Regions from separate parts of the Homo sapiens genome. Here region 2 is linked to region 1. The links are chromatin contacts, found by Hi-C in ENCODE. All regions are on one chromosome and are shown on one strand. The core of a region is the stretch at or near the end of the contact, and the rest is flanking DNA. Distances in the headings are between cores, read along the strand shown.

The links. A loop is a pair of places that touch in the nucleus more often than their neighbours do. Pooled maps may share reads with other maps.
Region 2: a loop to region 1 is called in a pooled map, with 5 times the contacts of the local background. The contact joins the enhancer-like site here to the promoter of VCAN in region 1. A Hi-C loop is called at or near these places in 4 of 50 pooled maps.

The regions. Positions count from the first base shown.
Region 1 is chr5:83,469,873-83,473,723 of GRCh38, forward strand. It overlaps VCAN (versican), which reads left to right and starts at 1,872. Exons shown (of 15, transcript NM_004385.5): 1 at 1,872-2,151. RefSeq lists an enhancer at 2,301-3,173.
Region 2 is chr5:81,767,537-81,771,387 of GRCh38, forward strand. It overlaps LOC107986384 (a long non-coding RNA gene), which reads right to left. Exons shown (of 3, transcript XR_001742518.1): 3 at 1,626-2,127. Among named protein-coding and RNA genes, the nearest start is that of SSBP2, 18 kb to the left of the region's middle. Within about 2 kb of position 1,720, at least 4 of the 41 ENCODE cell types and tissues checked have a DNase peak (open chromatin) inside an H3K27ac peak, as active enhancers do.

The DNA.
Region 1 (3,851 bases), core at 622-3,121:
TTTATTTCTCTCCATTCCTGAATCAAGCAATCTTGAATCTAAAGTTGCTATGATTAGCACTGAAAAGACCACTGGACTATTAATTGTGTGACTTTGGGACAGTAACTTTCTGCACCTTAGTTTGTTTACATGTTATACATGAAGGTTGAAGTCTGATTCTGCTCTGTGACTATCATTCTAAACATCTGATGAAATCAAATTTCAGTGTTTGGAATGGTAGTACAATAAATTTACTAAGAATAAATAATTCACTGCAAAAACACATTGATTTCCAAATGATGTAACTGACAGTTATATTACTGCAGAGGGCTGATAAATAACAAAAGAAATGAAAGATGCACATGGTGAGAACTGAAATTATCCTGACAAGTCTTCTACCTGTTTATCACTTAAAATCAATGACCATGCTGAATGCCTACAAATTACAAAATATAAAAGAAATCTTATAAATGCGCATGTACAGGAGTCTAAGTTACTAAAAGTTTTAAAGCATAAGTTTAAACCAAACTAATCAAAGAAGTTGAGAGGAAAAATTGGCTTTCATCTTTAATCACTACTGTTTTGAGGTCCTATGTTTAATATAATTTTCTAAGTAGAGGCTTCAGAGAGAAGAGTTGTGAGGATACTTTCATATTTGTGTAGAAGGAAAAGTTTGCCATCCATTCTAGTATCCCTAGTGTTATACTGATGTGCACCTTGGATTTATTTTGTTCCTATTGTATAAACTCATACTTGACTTCAAAGAAAAGGAAAATCCAAAGTCCCTCTTTTCTAAGGGGACAGAAATCCTTTGTGTCAACTGTTTGACCCTTTTCTCTGTAAGGTCCTATTGGAAATCTTTTGTAACACAATGCAGGGGACTCTTCCATGTGTTGATGCTGTTTACACAGTGGGGTGGGCCTGACTGAAGAAAAAAAATCGCATATACGCATGAAAGATTATGGTCTTATTTCCGGAAAGCATGAAAGGTGATTGATACTTCCAAGAAGTCCCTGTTACTCAGGAAAATTATCAAATATTCTACTCAGAGATACTTGGAAAGACTGAAGGAAAGGAAGAACGAAGAAAGCAGAATCTAGACTTATGTGGGGAGAGATTTGTGGCAGAGGAAAAGTATTCTCTTTGAATCCGACAAGGGATTTGCCTGGGGGAATTTCCTGTCCAGCCTTTTATTACCAGGGTCTTTTGAAGCCGGGCTCCCCATTGGGCAGTTCCCTGGGAGTGCAGTGGGGAATTCTTACACTTTCCCTCTAGGTCCCCGAAGGATCTCGTTTTCTCAGTGTCTCTTTCAGGTTGGCAGGAGCCTTGAGCCTGACACTTCCCTTTGATGGGACAGGCAAGCTCTGTGGGCGCGTAAACACGCTGTAACCAAGTTCTTTGCTGATTTTACAGTTTTGTGTGCTCCCGAGAAGAAGTGATCGTACTCAATTGTCTATTGCTGGCCTGCCCCCTAAGAGCCTGGGGGCTCCTTTCCCCTAACCCAGAACTAGCTGCACGGGGGGCGGGGAAATGGGGGTGGGGAAGGAGTGGGAGGGCAGTGGTTTCCGCGAGCAGAGCGATGTTACTGAGTGAGTCCCTGAATGGGGAGCGCTGCTGTCCCCAAGCCGATTGGTACTTCTTGTCAGGAAGAAACGCCAAGAGGTGGGAGTGCCTGGGGAGGGAGGCAGGCGGTCCCTACCGCAGGCGCGGGGAGCTGCCTTTCCGCCCCTCCGCCTGCTTTCCAAGCCTGGACTCTTAGGAGTGGCTGAAGCTGCGGAGCGCTTTTGGAGCCTGTGAATGAACCCTCCTCCTCTCCCTCCTCCTTCTTCTCGCTGAGTCTCCTCCTCGGCTCTGACGGTACAGTGATATAATGATGATGGGTGTCACAACCCGCATTTGAACTTGCAGGCGAGCTGCCCCGAGCCTTTCTGGGGAAGAACTCCAGGCGTGCGGACGCAACAGCCGAGAACATTAGGTGTTGTGGACAGGAGCTGGGACCAAGATCTTCGGCCAGCCCCGCATCCTCCCGCATCTTCCAGCACCGTCCCGCACCCTCCGCATCCTTCCCCGGGCCACCACGCTTCCTATGTGACCCGCCTGGGCAACGCCGAACCCAGTCGCGCAGCGCTGCAGTGAATTTTCCCCCCAAACTGCAATAAGCCGCCTTCCAAGGTAATCACGTTTCTTTTGTTCCCCCCTTAAAAAACAAAAACAAAAAACTTATAGAAAAAAACCCGCGAGCTTAGAAAAAAGAAGCAATTGGTAGAAGGCTTTAATTAAGGCAAAGAGCTGTAAGGCGAAGTTAAGAAAATGTAGGCACTTAAAAAATGCAGGTAACTTTCATAAGGGCTTTTGGGGAGAGGCATACAGAGGGACCTTGGTGTTGAAAAAGATTCAGACAAAAGAAACCCAGGGTGGGGTGGGGGGTAAAATGACTAACGGAATTGGGGGAAGGGAGGGAATAAATTGTAAAGAAATCATAGAAAAGTGGTGGGTTCTTGAGCTGGAGAGAAGAGAGGGACCTTTGGCACTTTGATTTTTTTGTTGTTGTTGTTCTTAACACGCTCGAGGCAAAAGTTTGAATGGGGACTACCAAGACTTGCCACAGACAAGTCCCCGAAGCCGCCTTGGTGCAGGCCACCTGGTTTCCCAGCCCCTGGTGTGTGGTCAGTGCCTGGTGTTCCTGGAAAGCCACTCCCGGGCAGCTCCTGACAGTGCGACCCGGCGCCCAAGCAGCCTGGGACCTTGCGCGGACCTGACCCCTTCAGACCGCAGGCAGTCTGGGAGGAGGTCCGGCCGGGGGAGGTGCAGGATCCCCGCCGTGTCTCTTTGACGACTTGGGGACTGTCACGGTTCTCTCCCGGCGCCCCTGGGTTCTTTTGTCCTGCACGCGGTGCGAAGGGGCCAGCAGGGAAGGAGCAGAGGATGGGGGGTGGGGTTGTTGGAGCCCCGCGGAGGTCTGGGAGGCCCCTGGGCGGGAAAAGCCTGTTCTGAATCGGCAGGGATGTGCAACAATTTTTCTCACCCTGAAGAGTGAAATAGGGTCTGTCGCTCCCATCTCAACAAGCAAACCGGCACCCAGAGCGCACTGCAGACAAAGGTGGCTCGGGGACCCGAATCAGGGGCCTCTGGGTCAGTCCTCTCGCCCAGACTACAGGAGTCCTCCGTTTCCTTACATATTCCCCACCCTCTCCTAGTTCTCCGCTCTAGTTGAGCAACTTTACTGGCAGGTCTAGCGGCAGCGGCGCGCGCGTGTGCCGGGAGCCCCGGGGGACGTCCTCGGCTGGAGCGCCCCACCGTCCTGCAGAGGCGTGGGCGCTGTAGGGCGACATCCCTGGTGCGTGCAGACCTAGGGCATCCGGGTTGTTCTGGCCCGCGGTCTGTGTCACTGGGCGTGGAGCGGTCTGGGTGTTAGGCAGAGGAGAGCGGGGTAGAAAAATAGTGTCATAGCCTAAACTATTTGCTCTCCAATCCAACTGCGTCTCGGCAAGTCCTGCATGTCCCTGGGAGATGCTGCGGGAAGGGGGAGAAATCTACACGGCGCCTGGAGAGTTGTCCTGCCGCGCGCACACCCGCGGCAGAGTCTCTCTGGGTCGCGTTCCTCATCTTTGTGTCTCCCTCTGTCTCCATCTTCTCTGCCTCCCTTCCCCTCTCCCAGCCTCTGTTCTCTCTCTCTAGCTTCTGCGTCCCCTCCCCCACAGCTGACAAATGAATGGCTAGTGTGAAATCCCTGCCTTTCCCGTGCTCCAAGGCAGCAGGGAGGGAGGAGCGAGGGAGGCGGTGCGCTCCTTCGGATCTGCCCCCAGTTCAGCTCACAAGACTTGCAGAACCTAGATGTCTAGGAATTGGGAGTTTTGCGGCGGGTGTGGGCG
Region 2 (3,851 bases), core at 470-2,969, 1.7 Mb before region 1:
TTTACATGACGTTTCTACATGAGAATAAACAATGCGTTCTTTGTAGAGCTTAAAAAAAAACAGGTTAGCTTTATTCTAGAAACTACAGTCTCTCGTTGTAACTAGACTAGTGCTTGTATTTGTTGACATCCTGATTTATAAAAACCTGAACAAGTTCAGTTTCAATAATTCTTTTTGTTCAAGGAACACAAGAGAAGGGGGAAAAAGATTGATGTCTGCCCCTAAAAAATGGCATATGCAAAAGATTTAGAATTCTCTTTGTTCAACTCTGGGTCAGATTTCATGAAAAAGCGATTAAAATTCCTTTTGCTCCCATTCTTCATGCATGTATGGAGGTTTGTGTTCCTAATGAGCACCAAGAAGCTTCCTCGCACAGAACTTTGTCTTTGAAAGATAAAATAACCTGTTTCCCTCAACTCTTCTCCATCTTGTTTCTCTGTTATTGACACCCCCTCCTCAACCACAACAAAGAATGTGTGCTAATTGATTCACTGTTGAAAAATTCAATTTAATGCCTAGAATTGGTGGCATGTGCTAAGTAATCAAAGTTGGACCTGAAGCAGGGGAATAAAGGGGACTGGGTTCTGTTACCATTTTTTAACACTGAATCACTATGGGGAGGTAAAAGCAAGAGTAATTGTTTTCAAGAAATGGCAAACAAGTGGTTCACCATACGTTCAGATTAATGAATTTGGTGTCGTAATATGCTTTGAGACTCTTTGTTTAGAAAGAAAGATAACAAATGAAAGTGGTAATATATAAATAAAACTATTTGGAAAGAGTCCCATGTAAGCCATGCTTTTTCATAAAATGTTAGTGTCTTTACATCAAATGATAAAAGTAAAAAAAAAAAACAAAGGAATATTCAAAGTACAGGTTCTAGTAAGGAAAAGCAACCAGATGAGTTAAAGAAAATCTCTCTATTTGTGTTATTTACACAGAAACTCCCCTTCTCCAAGTAGCCCCTTATCCTAAATGCATGTGATTCTTATAATGCAGTACCCCCCTTATCCATGTTTGCCTGTGTAATTCACTTTCCTACTATCATCCATGGCTTGTATCACTAGAGTAACAAACAATTATGATTATTTTTAAATTATTATTATTATTATTATTATTATTTTGAGACAGGATCTCACTCCGGTGCCTAGATTGGAGTGCAGTGGTGCAAACACGGCTCACTGCAGCCTTGACCTTCTGGGCTCAAGTGATCCTCCCACCTCAGCCTCCCGAGTAGCTGGGATTACAGACTTGTGCCACCATGCCTGGCTAATTTTTGTATTTTCTGTAGAGATAGGGTCTCACTATGTTGCCCAGGCTGGTCTCAAACTCCTAGCCTCAAGCATTCCTCCTGCCTTGACCTCCCAAAGTGTTGCGATTACAGGCATGAGCCACCACACCCAGCTGAGATTATTTTTTAAATGCTCTTTCAGCATAGCACATTCACTTTTGCTACAGGTTTCATTTTCAAGCAAATATAGCAAGGCATTAAACCTAATTGCTGATTCAGGCTTAGCATACCAAAGTCTTATAGATAAACAATACTTTACAGATTACTCAGAGTCCCTCTTCTCTAAATCAGTTTCTGAACCAAAGAGGATGAATAGGGCTCAAGAATACCCAGAAAGTTGTGAGACGATTTAATAGATTATCCCAGTACTGGAGCTGAGAGGCCAAGAAACAGCCCCATGTTACTGTTGCCTGGTGACATGTTCTGCCCCATCACATGCCATGGATGATGGAGAAATATGGTAACTAACATTTCCTGCCCTTCCTGCTCTTTTTTCTTGCTCTTCTGTGGAATCAATGACTCATTTATGGCATTACAGACACAACAGATGACGTTTCATGCTTTGTCAACAGAGGCATGCCCTTCATTTTTGCCAATGGGAATGTCAAGTAACAGCTAATATCTTTGAACCCAAAGTTGCCAGGAAATGTGAGGGTAAAATTTGCCCCTATTGTACTGTTTCCAAGTCAATCAGACACCACCTGGAGCTCAAATGTGACCATGGCCTACTGTATCCTGATTATCCAGTCTATTACATATCAGAGTTCTTTTTATTTCCCTCTGTCAATCCCATCTTTCTCTTGGCCACTGCACTGCTCCTCCACCTCAGTGAAGATCTAGAAGGAGAAAAAAAGTGAAATTAGTTTATTAATTGTGCTTTATGTTGGGGAAAATTATTTGGATCGAAGCATTTTGCAAAAAAAAGTAGGGTTTGAACGTTATCTGTGGGTTTGCATCTTTATTCCTATTAGAAAACCAAGTTAATTAAGAAATAGGCCCAGCTCGGTGGTTCACGCCTGTAATCCCAGGACTTTGGGAGGCTGAGGCAGAAGGATGACTTGAGGCCAGGAGTTCGAGACCAGCCTGGCCAACATGGCGAAATTCTGTCTCTACTAAAAATACAAAAAGTTAGCCAGCTGTGGTAGTGCGTGCCTGTAATCCCAGCTACTTGGGAGGCTGAAACAGGAGAATCTCTTGAACCTGGAAGGTGGAGGTTGCAGTGAGCCGAGATCACACCACTGCACTGCACTCCAACCTGGGGGACAGAGTGAGACCCTGTACCGAATAATAATAATAATAATGGTACTTTTAGATGTACTCACTCACAAAAGCCTTACTGTTTTCAAAGTCCTTTCAAATAATTATTTATTTTGATCTTCCTAAAATTCCTGTGACATATGTTGAGGTGATATTATTTATTTTTTATTTTAATATCATCATGAATTGTCTCATTTAATAGATGAAAAAACTGAGGACAAAAATGGATGAAGCTTGCTTGGGAATACCTAGCTAACAGTTGTGAAGTTGAGACTAGATACCAGCTCTTCTGACCCATGGTCCTAGATGCTTTCTGCTTGATTGTCTGCCTCTGCTCTCTGGACAGTCGCACAGTTCTTAGCTGGAAGGGTCTTATATACAATTTTCCCCTTCACGACCTTCTAGGTTCCAAAAATGTGGTTGTAGATATTGGAATGCATTGTCCCACTAGAACAATCATGCCTATTATATTCTATAGACCCCTGTGTCCATTCTCAAAAACCTATGATTGATCCACAAGAGTTAAGTAAGTTACTTTAAAACAAAATATGCTTCACAGAGCAATATTCCCTCAAGAAAGTTTCAAGGAAAAAAGTTTCAAGGTCAAATAAGTTTGAGAAACATAGAATATCATATATCCCTCTCAGAGATTTGTAATGTACATTTGCATATTAAAGGCTTTAAGTTTTCTTTAAAGAAAAGAAAACTGCTTAAAATGGTTCCATTGAGAATTCATCAACTTTATTTGACTTTGAAATCTTTTTAGTGAGTAAAACATATTAACACCCCAAACTACAGTTCCCCAAAACACGCTTTGGAAATTGCTGCTATAGAAAAATATGATGTGTGACGATTTAAGATATTAGGAGCACTTCTTCCACTGTGAGATTAAGGGTTACCCTGAAGGTAAGAGGGATGTTGGTGATCATTCCCTTGATATCAGTCAGGGACTAGAATTAGTGATGGGTATTGTTGGGACATACAAAGCAGAACCAGGCATGGAAGGATAAGGAACAGAATGATAAAGGCAAGGAATGATGCCTTGGAACACTGAGACGAGACCAGGAGGACAGGCTGGAGACACATAAATGGTGAGTGACAAGAGAGCAGCTAGCTTGGGATTTGTACCGTCTTCCTCGTTCTGCTCCCTCCTCTGATCCTGCCACTGCAGACACACTCCTGGACAAAATCAAGACTGGGAAGCAGGGATGTGGCAGAGACACAGACGGGTGGACCCAAGCATTGAGGGCTGCCATGGAAGGAGAAGCCGAGAGGAGAGAAATGCCAAGGAGCTGGAGCAAAG